Linked DNA regions of Homo sapiens: region 2 is linked to region 1. Evidence: chromatin contacts called from ENCODE Hi-C or POLR2A ChIA-PET data. All regions are on one chromosome and are shown on one strand. The core of a region is the stretch at or near the end of the contact, and the rest is flanking DNA. Distances in the headings are between cores, read along the strand shown.

What was found. A loop is a pair of places that touch in the nucleus more often than their neighbours do. ChIA-PET counts read pairs that join two places held with the same protein, here RNA polymerase II (POLR2A). Pooled maps may share reads with other maps.
Region 2: a loop to region 1 is called in a map of ascending aorta, with 2.2 times the contacts of the local background. The contact joins two enhancer-like sites. A Hi-C loop is called at or near these places in 5 of 168 maps with a recorded cell type or tissue (aorta, ascending aorta, heart left ventricle and 1 more) and 5 of 50 pooled maps. POLR2A ChIA-PET finds 5 or more read pairs at or near these places in 2 of 52 experiments (MCF 10A and Panc1).

What each region holds. Positions count from the first base shown.
Region 1 is chr13:39,525,629-39,531,895 of GRCh38, forward strand. All of the region lies in intron 2 of LHFPL6 (LHFPL tetraspan subfamily member 6), which reads right to left. Among named protein-coding and RNA genes, the nearest start is that of LHFPL6, 74 kb to the right of the region's middle. Within about 2 kb of position 2,488, at least 7 of the 41 ENCODE cell types and tissues checked have a DNase peak (open chromatin) inside an H3K27ac peak, as active enhancers do; they include ascending aorta, where a contact is called at or near this core.
Region 2 is chr13:39,412,253-39,418,519 of GRCh38, forward strand. All of the region lies in intron 2 of LHFPL6 (LHFPL tetraspan subfamily member 6), which reads right to left. Among named protein-coding and RNA genes, the nearest start is that of LHFPL6, 190 kb to the right of the region's middle. RefSeq lists an enhancer at 4,791-5,733. Within about 2 kb of position 3,384, at least 11 of the 41 ENCODE cell types and tissues checked have a DNase peak (open chromatin) inside an H3K27ac peak, as active enhancers do; they include ascending aorta, where a contact is called at or near this core.

The sequences.
Region 1 (6,267 bases), core at 1,238-3,737:
TTTTTGACCTTGAGGAACAGTGACAATAAAAAAAAAAATACTAAGGATGGCCAAGCCAAAGAAATGTGGCCAAAAGCCATATCATGAATTCAAGGAGCTTTTCCCTTTTTTAAGCTCATCCACTAGGAAATGTTCATAACTGTATGCTGAAAACCAGTGCATGCAAAAGGCATTTATTATCAAACACAGTAAAATCATAATCCTCATAAAAAGTCTTGAGGTTACAGATAATTTTTCCTTTTTTTTTTCTTTTTTACCTAAAACTCAGTGGACAAACTAAAACTCAGAAGGTCAAAAAGAAATAATCAGTCACAGAAACAGAATGTTATCTAATAGGCACTAACCCATAACAAAAGCAACATCTTAGACAGAACCAAGTCCTCCCAGTTAAAATGAAGGCTCTCACCTTCCTCCTACTAACATTGTTTCATAATATTATTGTGTGATGGTTAGGAATAAATACATGCATTATCATATCCCCAAATAGATAGAAACCCAAAAATAATCTTGTTCAATAGACAGTAACCCTATATTGACTGATGTAAGCCCCAGGAACTTATTCACTGTTATATCCCAAGCCCCTGGTACAGGGATTAGCATACAGGGTACTCAATAAATTCTAGTTGATCTGAAACGAACTGAACTACCTTGTAAATAGTAGGCATTGATAGTAGACAGGAATGTAGATACAGATATACATGATACAGATATACATGGCAGGGGTTGGAGGGAGAAACTCGTTTTTGTACCAGAAAGAAGAAAACAAAAATCAAGCTACACTAAAAATGACACAAATACCAATGTTTTAGAAATAGATGGAGTTAACGCATAATCATGATTTTAAAATATTGCAATTGCAACCAATAACAAAAGTAAATCTACACCTAACAAAATGAAGATGCAGATAATTCACTGGACTTGCAATCTAGGTTCTTTCCACCGGTCTAGTGCTCTGATGTGTTACTCTGCATTCGGCCAGCCATTTCAAGTTAGTGTTCAGCATCAGATGGGCTGATTCCACACGACAAGGTTACAGACTAGAACAGCATCTCCTGAAGTCAAAGATTCATTCATCCTGCCGCAGCTCACTCAGCCTTCAGACACATCGAGCTACCTCCAGAGTAGGAATTATAGCTACTGACATCACGTGCAACCTCATTTTACATCTGTAATTTCGAAGGCTTTAAGTGACGCTTCACTTAGGCAGAAACTGAAATGTTGAAATGCACATCAATCTTGAATTCTGAATACCCTCAAGAATCAAACAGTAGACTCTGAGAAAACTTTGACTTGACTTACTTTTGTTCAGAAAAATCAACCTTCGAATTACATATTTATTCCAGTTTCAAAATGACATAATTAACAAGGTCAAAAATCTGTTAAATGGTACTACAGGTTTTGCACATCCTCTACTTTTAGAGAGCAGCCTTTATGACTCCGTCTCTGTAAGTGCTGGTACTTACCTTGCTCAGTGACTTCTGATACACTAAAAAAGTAAAAATCACTAGAAATTTGCATTCTAGGTTAAAGGGCGTTTATGTTTTCCTTTGTCCAGTCATAAAGATTTCTTACTGAATGATGACTGTAAGATGCTTGCATTCTCCTTCATGTCTTTTTTTCCTTAGCTGGTCCCCAACCCACCACACTTTCACATACATCCCTGAGAAAGAGGCCTTTGGCCCTCATGTGTCACCTAAGGTGATGTGCTTCAACTAACATCAAGAAAATATCATGTGATAAGCAAGGTGACCTCTGTGGACCACTAGCACAGTCCTCAGGAGAACAGACAGCTGCAGTTGGAGCTGACTTCAGGTTGATAGATTTCTGTCTCCTGTCCATCTTTGAACAACCGACAACATGGTTCCATCTGTTGTCCAGAAAAAAAAAAAAAAAGCGTTTTCTACAATCTAATGAAACCATGTCAGGTTTCAAGTCTTGCACTGAACCCAAGAACTTCCTGATATGGGAATCAAACTGAGTGTTCCTTCTGGTTATATACTCATCATTTTTTTGTTTCCTCGTTACTTAGCTTTTATAGTACCTGGGCTCCTTCTGGTTATATACTCATCATTTTTTTGTTTCCTTGTTACTTAGCTTTTACAGTTGTTTTTAACCTTCTCAAATAGACTACAAAATTGGCTGGACAAGGAAAAACTCTCATACTTCTGTTATTTTTTAATCACAGAAACTTTTCTGCATATGCCAGGGATTTAACCAAGTTGTCAGAAGTATACATTTGAGAACTTCTAGCAACTTCTATTTCTAACTTAATCTTAAATCTTTAATTTCTAAGTTAACTATGTTTCTATAAGATTCATGATCATAAAACTTTAAGCTAGAAATATGCTATTTTATCTGACCTGACTCCTAGTTTTTAGATTTGGTAGCTCATGAACTAGTACTAAATCAATATAGAATCTCATCTCCTTCCGCTTCATATGACCCTCACAAGAAGGGCTTTTGCTGGTTTTTGCTAAGAAAAGAGATCTACTGATTCACACTATGATTCATGCCAGCTCAAACAGATGGAATCTCTGGCACATTCCTCACTCTGGATCTCAGCGCCCAGGCCAGCTCCATACACACTAATATGTTCTAGTCCTCTACCGTCTCCCCAAACCAGGCTGCATCTGCCTCTGAATGGGGATGCTTACTGTCCACTCCTCAACTCTATCCTTCCTCTCCCCTCTGACTGAAAAAAAACTAGATATCTGTATTTGCACAAGCCAACTTAGAAAGAGAAATTAAAGCTCATCTAATAAGGTCCCATGGTCACCTCCTAGAGAATTTAAAAGCAGCCTGGAGACCCCAAAGAGGAACAGCAATGACAAGCTCAGCAGCATCCCAAAGAGCTCCAGTGCCAAGCTGTAGGGCATCCCTCTCTCCCAGAGGCCAGCTGCTAAAATAGGCCAGTGTCCCTGTGAATGCTTGCTCACCATAGTGCCACTTTTACAAATAAACTTCCACGTTTCCCATCTCGCTCTATGATACTAAAAATGATTTCCATTTTAGGGAAAGTGGCAGGCAAGATAAAACATAGTGGAAAATAGAATTTATGAGTTGCTTCCCGCACATCTGGGCTACAATTCTTACACTTGTCACCCCTGTTGACAAGCTTAAAATAAAACCATGATTTTTATTTTTAGGTCCCAAGATATTCTTCCAGGAATTCCCTGTAAATTCATTTTTCCCCTCTGGCAGGAAAAATTAACACAACCCAGAATGAATAATACATTTATTTATTTTGTTGCTTAGACACTTTCGAAGGAAAAAAATGTATATGGCTTGATTTTCGAAGAATTACTCTATCTTGTCAAAAGACAGAAAGATGGTTAAGGCAGTGCAAGTCAGCTTCTGTTTAAGACAGCTGGAGGGCAAGTTTACTCTTTCCCAGGACCCACTGTGCAGAGATACCACTGCCAAAAAATAATGTACAAAATTCATGCCAATTCCCTTATTTCTTTTTTTTTTCCTTCTTCTTGAGGCAGAGTCCCACTCTGTTGCCCAGGCTGGAGTGCAGTGGCATGATCTTGGCTCACTGTAACCTCCACCTCCCAGGTTCAAGTGATTCTCCTGCTTCAGTCTTCTGAGTAGCTGGGATTACAGGCACCCGCCACCATGCCTGGCTAATTTTTGTATTTTTAATAGAGACAGGGTTTCTCCATGGTGGCCAGGCTGGTCTCGAACTCCTGATCTCAGGTGATCCACCCACCTTGGCCTCCCAAAGTGCTGGGATTACAGGCATGAGCCATCACACCTGGCCCAATTCCCTTATTTCTATCTAAATATATTTAATGACAGAGATCTTGAGTGCATTTATTTAATAGATATTCATGAGTTCCTACTATGTTCAAAGTCCTAGGCAGGGGATATAAAGAAGGCTACTAATGGATGAACACCTTAGTAGGTTCATACTTAGTGTGTAAGACACTGTACTGCAAATATACAAATATGTTCTCATTTAAAGTCTACAGACACAGTAAGAGCAAAGAATAAACTTTGTTGGGCTGATTTTGTTGGATATTCTTACCTCCAACACACAAATGGGGAATCTGGGATTTAGAAAAATTAATTAACTTGCCCACTAGTAGGAGGAGATGCTTCAAAGTCTATTCTACTTGCACTTTTGCTGTTTCCAATTTACTGAGCTGTTTGTTGGGAAGCAAATAAAAAGGTTTTGGACTTGCATTTATAATCCAAAAGGAGGAAACACACGGATAAAGTAATCAACAACAACACAATGCGAAAGAAAAAAGTGATAATGTAAAAGAAGTTTTGCACGAAGTGTCAAGAAGAAAAAGGTTTTATGAAAGAGAAAATTTTATTCTGAAGTTCATCCAATGATTAATTTATCCAATCCAAAACTACAAATGGGCACTGTGTGCTTAGTTCAATGCATTGTGCATAGTAGGTACTCAGTAAATAACTGCTGAATATTGGATGAATGTGTAGGGTTCTTTGAGTGAACATAAAGTGGGAAAAGGAATACTAAAGAAGAGAGTAACTAGCTGGGTGCAGTGGTGCACACCTGTAATTCCAGCTACTCAGGAGGCTTAAAAAAGAGGATCCCTTGAGCCCAGGGACAAGCCAGCCTGGGCGACAAAGTGAGACCTTGTTTCAAAAAAAAAAAAAAGTATTAAAAAAAAAAAGAAAAGAGTAGCATATGTAAAGACATGGGGACATCCAAGATGCCCAGATCCCATTCCATGAACTGAAACAGAGTGCGGAGGGGAGTAGGAAGAGAGGTGCCTGGAGGTATGAGCGGGGGCAAACTGGAGCACCATATCTGCCTCTACTTAAGGGCTTGAACTTAATTCCACTGGGTATGAGGAGACGTTCTGTTACCGGAGAGTTTCCAGTGCAGGTAAACAAGATCAGTGTCATCACACTGCACAAATTCAAAGGGCACCAGCCTCTTTATATTCTAAATGAATAGTGTCACCCTGGAACTGCACAACTCGTAAGTCCTAAAAACTTGGATTGGATAAAATAACCATTGGATGAACCTCAGAATAAAACTACGTGTTTCATAAAACCTTTTCCTTCTTGACACTTTGTACAAAATGTCTTTTACATTATCACTTTTTTTCTTTTGCATTGTGCTGTGGTTGCTTATTTCACCTGTGATAAGGCAAATGAATGATATTGCATATCCGTGACTGAACCTGGGGAAGCAGCATATGGAAAAGGACCTAAAATTAGCCATGAGATTCCAAACTCCCAACTACATAACATCATGGACAAAAAAAAATTCCCCAGAGGATGTTCATTGTCAAAGCTACAATGCTGGTTACAGAATCAAGCAGAAACTCCACCGAGATCACTACCTCCAGCTTGCTACAGATAGGGGAGATATTTGGTTAAGAATTGTAACAAAGGTGACATTCATGAGGTGTCTACACTAATACAAGCAATACACACTTAACTGGCTCTACTTTTCACAGAGTAATTATTTGCAAGTTAACTCATGCCAAGGTCATGAATTACAGCTAATAAACAAACTTCAGCTTTTTCCAATGATTCGTTCCTATGACAAAAGTTTTTTGGCAGAACTTAAGAGTAAGTATTAAAAGCAATCTGAATGTAGACCATACCCTAGTGACATGACTATTAGGAAACATCCTTTTCTGAATATATTGCATGTCATTGTAACAGAAAAATCGGCTGTGCTGGTGGAAATGGCTTTTATGCAGATGAGAATTAATGAGCCTCATTGTCTCCCTGTAGATAGCCATGCTTACATTTTGTTACCCTTTGGACACATAAAATTTTAAAGACAATAAAAAAATTAGGGTGTGCTTAAATAAAAGGGAAGAGGTTATTTTAAATTAACAAAATGTACTTTGGGGGTCTCATGAGATTCCAGACAATGCAAGCCAAACTATTCTGGGGCCACCAAAGCCTATACGCTTGGAAATAAAAGGGTACAGAAGTACCAAATTTAAACTGGGAATTCCAATGGTTGAGCATTAGGTTGTAAAAGCTCCTCAGACTTCAGGTAGATTCCTTCTAAGATCCGCAGCTTCCCATCAGCCCCTGAACGCTAGATGTGGGTGGCCCAGATGCTGTAAAAATCTCCTGACAGAAGTGTGACCACCGCATTAAGAGCATAGACAATTCAACTAAAGAGTAAATACCTTTTGCTGGATAAATATCATATTACAGAACATAATTGCATAACTCAACCCTTCTGCCACAAGTAAGCTGAAGAAAGGAGAGTCATGGGGGAAAAGGTCACGTGATATATGCCAACACCCTGAAAAGCAT
Region 2 (6,267 bases), core at 2,134-4,633, 110 kb before region 1:
AATATTCAACTATAAATGATCAGTGCACTTTATTTGAAGAACATTTGAGAAAAAAATTGTATTGGGGAATTAGCAGACAGAAATTTTACCAAGCAATTTTAGATTTTTACATATGACTTTTGACTGACCACTACTTCTAAGTCTTTCTAATTTTTTTCTTTTCTTTTTCTCATTCAGGAATCACAGCAGGAATCTTAATTATACTACCATGCCTAAAAATAGCAGCTAGCAATTCTTGAGAACTAACTATGTTTTGGGAACTGTCCTCAGAGCTTTCTGGCGATTGATTAATTTCACAACATTAAGAGGCAGATGCCACAATTGTTCCCATTTTATAAAGAAGAAACTGAAGTACAGAGAGACTACTTCCCCAAATTTATACAAATTGTAGGCCAGGTGCAGTGGCTCACGCCTGTAATCCCAGCACTTTGGGAGGCCAAGGCGGGTGGATCACGAGGTCAGGAATTCAAGACCAGCCTGGCCAAGATTGTGAAACCCTGTCCCTACTAAAAATTAAAAAATTAGCCAGGTGTGGTGGCGGGCTCCTGTAATCCCAGCTACTCGGGAGGCTGAGGCAGAGAACTGCTCGAACCCGGGAGGCGGAGGTTGCAGTGAGCCGAGATTGCACCATTGCACTCCAGCCTGGTCAACAGAGCAATACTCCCGTCTCAAAAAAAAAAAAAGAAAAAAATTGTAAATGGCAGCAAGGGAACCTGAACCCATGTCTAGCACCAGTAGGCACTCTCTTAACATCTTCACTATATTACACCTGCCTTCTGCAGATATCACAGTAGATTCAAAGATGAACGAGCCCTAACTCTACCCCAAGGAGTTTATAAAATTAGACATAATACAAAGTAGTACAATATATGCATCGCTAAGTGAAATACAACATATTGTGGACTTTCAAAAGAGGGAGAGATGATATCTAATCAAAGAAATCTGGAATATTTAACGAAGGAAAAATAGCATTTGTTATTCATTTTAATCCAATTTAACATACTTGTATTATGCAATATTTTATGCCAATTCTTCAGAGCCTGTGGTCAAATAATAACTATGAAATGTATCCACATTGATATGTACTCAGGAAAATATCCTAATCTTTAAAGTAGGAAAATAAGATTAAAATATTCGTAAATTATGTTCTTATTTAAATGTCAAACCCGAAACTACTCAGGATTTTTTTTTTTTTTTTTTAGGAATTGGGGGTAGGGGGGGTGGGTCTCACTATGTTGCCCAGGCTGGCCTCAACCTCTCTGCTCAAGAGATCCTCCTGCCTCAACCTCCTGTGTATCTGGGACTACAGGCGTGTGTCATCACAACCGACTAGTTTTTTTTTTTTTTTTCTTTAAGTAAGTTTTAAATGAATTTTTCTGTTGTGTTGCTGTCTTTAATAAGTGAACATATGTTTGCATTTGCACAAGTGTATTAAACTCTAACATGCATATTGACAAGTGTACATATAAGGTCAGAGCTCAAGGAATTTTCATAAGCTGAAGACACCATGTAAACTTTACAAACATTAAAAAGAATCAACCAGCACCCCAGTAGCCTTCCTTCTATTCCTTTTTAATCACCACCCCTTCCCAAGGGTTATCCTACCTCCTGACAAAATAGATTGGTTTTGCCTCTCTTTGTACTTAAATAAATGGAATCATAAATTATGGACTCTTTTGCTATGGCTTCTTTGACTCAAATTTATGTTTACGAGACTCATCCATAGTGATGAGTATAATTAGAATTGGTTTATTTTCATTGCTGCATAGCATTTCATTATGTGAATATACCACAATTTATCCACTCTACTGTTCATAGGCATTTGGACAATTTCCAGTGTTTGATTGCTCAAAAAAATAATTCTGGGAACATTCTCATATGCCGTTTCATTCACATATCTATACATTTTTGTATGGACTATATGGAGGGGTGAAATTGCCAGATCACAGGGTATAAAAGCATTTAGAAAGATATTACCTATTTGGAAATCAAGCTCAATAAATAATGTTATGAGTTAGTAGTAGCACAAACCAAATGAGAAATGCTTAATAAAATAAGCATTAGCTGTGAGAATATGTGTCAACATTCACACAACATCTTCCTAATTCCATCTTCCATCTTCCTCTTTCCAGTATCAGATTTTAGCCACAGTTCATTAGAAGCTTATCTTGTCATTTTTCAGGAAATTTATTTTATAATACCACATTATGCTTCAGGGCATGTGTTTCAGGACAACTGAGGGAGTCTTCATGGTGGATTTGGGCTGGAGTTGAGGTAGAGCAAGGGCCCCTGCATTTGGTGTTATCAGTCTTCTGGGACTTTCTTGGGGTACTGTTTTCACTTCTTCTTCTTATTTCTAGTTTAGTAAATTTCACATATAATGCTTCAAGCTGCTGTGGGCTTATTTTTTTTGCCATTTGTGTTAAAACATGCTATGAAATTCTTGCTTACAAAACTTGGATAGAAGGCATGATAACACCAATTATTTGTCTTATCTCTGCCCAACCACCTAAATGATATAATTACTGGCAACTGAGGTTTTTTCCTATGCCTGTTGGCATTTAGACCCCTAAGAGTATTATACAGGCTAGGGTAAATTAACCTGAGAGAAAATAGCATGGTAACTTATTTCAAAACACAAATCATTTTTACTAGAACCAGGCCAAATCAATGTCTTTGAGAAGCTACAGGGTCTTGAGTCAAATTACTGGGGGTGGACATGGTACTTTTTCCTAAACACACAATGAAAAGGATCACTCTGATTATAAAGTCTGAGTTTCCCTTTCTAACCCGTCTGTGGCACATGACCAGTTTATTTGGTGGAAAACACATTCCTCAGACCCCAGGACAGGCCAACTTGTCCTAGTTTAACTTGTGCTGTGCTTTTTTGTAATAGCAACCTAAGACGGAAACATCTGGAAAAATACCATGACTGAGCTGGTGGGATCAAAGACCAAAGTGAAATGCTCTATTGTTAATTTCCAGGAACTGACACAGAACGCAGAGTGAAATAACTCAGCTGGGCATGAATCCCGTTGGATTTCTGAAAAGCTTGCATACTACTATATTGCCTCAGCCGATAACTGAAGGAAAAGTAGTTCAGCAAAGTTGAGGAAAAACAAATTTTTGTGCATGTGTATGCACATGCATGTGTATGCATACGCACATGTGGAAGAACTCAGGTCTGTGTTCAACATGTTAATAGTGTATTCCTCTGCTGGCAAAGACAGCTTGCCATAAAAATACTGAAAAAAAAAAAAACAAAAAACAAAAGCAAGCTGAAGAAACACTTAAGTCCTTCATGAATTGAAATTAAGAACTGTGCTTGCAAAGAAGCATCCCGGTGCCCCACCAGACTGAACTCCAGGGGGCAGTGGCTTTCTGGCATATCTTTGCTCCCCTTGGCAGCTGGGGCAGTGTCTGGCTCATAGTTTTGCAGTAACCGAAGGTGTACTGGATGAAGGATTAATAAATGCATAAATGAATGGGAGAATAAATACAACAAGCAGCAAAGCTTCATAGTCTCAGTGCTGAATTCAAAGTGAGAAGTCTAAACCTTGACACTTTTCAAGCCTTTCTCATTTGCAGCCAGTTTGCCTCCTTGAACTTTGTTCAATACATTACGAAGAAAGAAAGAAAACAATACTTACCTACCTTGAGTAGACATTTGATGCTTAGATATTTGCAGAATCAGGACTAGAAAGGTCCTTCAGACATCACCCCTAGATTCTCTGTCCATAGCAAGTGTATAATGACAGAATGGATGTGAAATGAAGAAATGTCCAAGAAATGAGATTATGCAGTCTCCTTGGGTAACGACTGAAGTTAGAGTACTGAGCAAATGTAAATTGCAACAGAAATGGTAAAGAAAATTAATATGAACTGACGTCTTTGATGAGAGTAAGAGTAGTAAGACTATGTGGGGAAAAATAATCTGAACAATTTGAATCAGGTTCTATTGACTCAATGATCAAGCCCTAGAATATAAACCCAAGGAGGGCTGATATGTTTATCTGTTTTGTTCATTAATGTATCCCAAGGGTTGAGAACAATGCCAGACATATTACAGATGCTTAGCACATGTTTGTTGAATGAATGAACCTTAATATGTTAAAAAAAAAAAAGAGGAGGCATGAAACTCCATTATATTAGGCCAATTCATTCTCCAGTTCATTTACTCTATGTTTTCCCCAACTGTGGTGCCACACAATGATACTTTTGATCATACAGTTTAAAGGACAAAAAGGTAGAGAATAAAATGCCTTTTCCCTTCCCCTACCTTGAGCTCCTTTTCCATACAACCTCTGAATATTTGGGCAATAAAGTCAAAAGTCTGCAGCTGGAGAACAGTGGTATCAGTTTCATGTACTTAATGTGTGAATGCAGTATGTAATTGCAAGAGAAAAGAGAAAGTGCTAGCTTTCTCTCTTTTACAGTTTGTGTGAACATAAATCAAATACAGGAAAGTTATAAAGTCATTGTGCAGTTTTTTAAACATTTATAATTCTGATGTCAGAGGTGGTAGAAAAAATTTGTAAATGGCATGCAAATCAAATTTTCCTCCTAAAGTTGTTAAAACCTGAGTTCTGCTAGTCCCAGCACCTATTTTTATCTTCTTGTCTACCATAGGCATATGAACATTTGTCACAGGTACTTGAATAATGAATACATCTTGTACAATCACATAAGGGTTTTCTTCTTAAACATGAACATGTTTTTGTTTTAAAATGTCATCTGCAGATTTCTTCTAGCCTGCCGATACATTTAGGTTATTCCAAGTTTAGAAGAGCCCGAAGGTGTAGGGAGACTCCTCTTAACTCCAGGAAGAAACAAAGGTGGGATAGGCCAAGTTGCTTTTATTACACTTCTTACCAGTGTCCAGTGTCTTTTCTCTTCTTTGGAATCATCCTGCCTTATTCATATCCCTCTTGAAACAGGACAGGACTGGACTCTACCAAAAAGACTAACTACCCAAGCTTTTTCCCAAAGGCACTGTTGGTTAACAGACATGTTGCAGAAGAATCTGTGTGAAGCCCTCAACTGCTCTGACTTGGGTGCCCCCAGAGGCTAAATTAGGTCACACCAGCTGCATAATATTAAATGGGGCAGGGGCGGCCGGAGCAACGCTGTGAGAAGCTGACATTCCTCAAAGCATGAATTGGAAGCCAAAGTGGTAGTTTTTGTTTTGCCTTTTGAAAATACATCTTTCTATTTCCCTCTGTCATTTAACTAACAGCTCCTCTAACTTTCCACCCGCTCAAAAGGCAAAAGAGACGGAGGGAAGGAGTCACATCAAGGACCAATTTTCCTTAAGCAAAATTCTTCCTTGTTAGCCATTCTGCAAAAATTCATTAGCTGAATTAACCATTCTCCACGGACCTCATCTTTATTCCTCTCTTCTTTCCCCTCCCCGCTTCTTTTTAACCTTTCAGCACAGAATTAAGTCTTTGTGATATTCAGCACATCAATGAACTCACCCAGCCAGGCGGAGCTCCTGGGCCGGGGCAGGGGCGACTTTGTGGGCTGCATTCCAATTGACTGGGGTGGTGACAAGGAGACCCAGCCCCAGCCATCAAATGGGCCCTGTGTCTGAGTATGATTCATAACACAAACATGTTTAGAAAGCGAAAGAAAGGAAGAAAGGAGCATGGGATTTGAAGTCATTGAGTCAGTATTGTTGCAAGATTTAGAGCATTATGTGGGGAGAGAAAGAGTGTTAGTCTTGTGTCCTAGCACCCAATCCACAGACAGATCTGCATCAAAACAAGGCATTTCACATCTTCTAAGATAAGCCCAAATTAAAACAAAACCAAACAAACCCCACATCTACTCTTCCCACTCCACCATCCCACTCCCACCCTGTCCTGGTAAAATAAATGAATGCATGAAATAAACAAGTAAGTCCTGGTCAATCTTACTTACATATTTTATCTTATGAATACTGTAGTATGCCAAATTAGCTGCTAATTCTTTACATGGGATTTGAAAAAAATGCTGCAGGGATTTTTAAATATTCAATGAACTTAAAGAACAAATGGAATATAATAGATTCAAAATGAAATGATTGCCTAGAAGTATGCTCTGATTCCTAAAATAAGATTTTTTTTTAAAGGGTAAAGTTTTTTTGGTCTTTTTTTTTTTTTTTTTTTCCAGAATGCCATATAACTAAAATCTGAGTAAAAGGAATTGGCCATGTCTAACTTTTCTCTTACTCCCTTATTTTTAACAGACTTATGTACATTTTATCCAGAAATCTCCTAACAATGC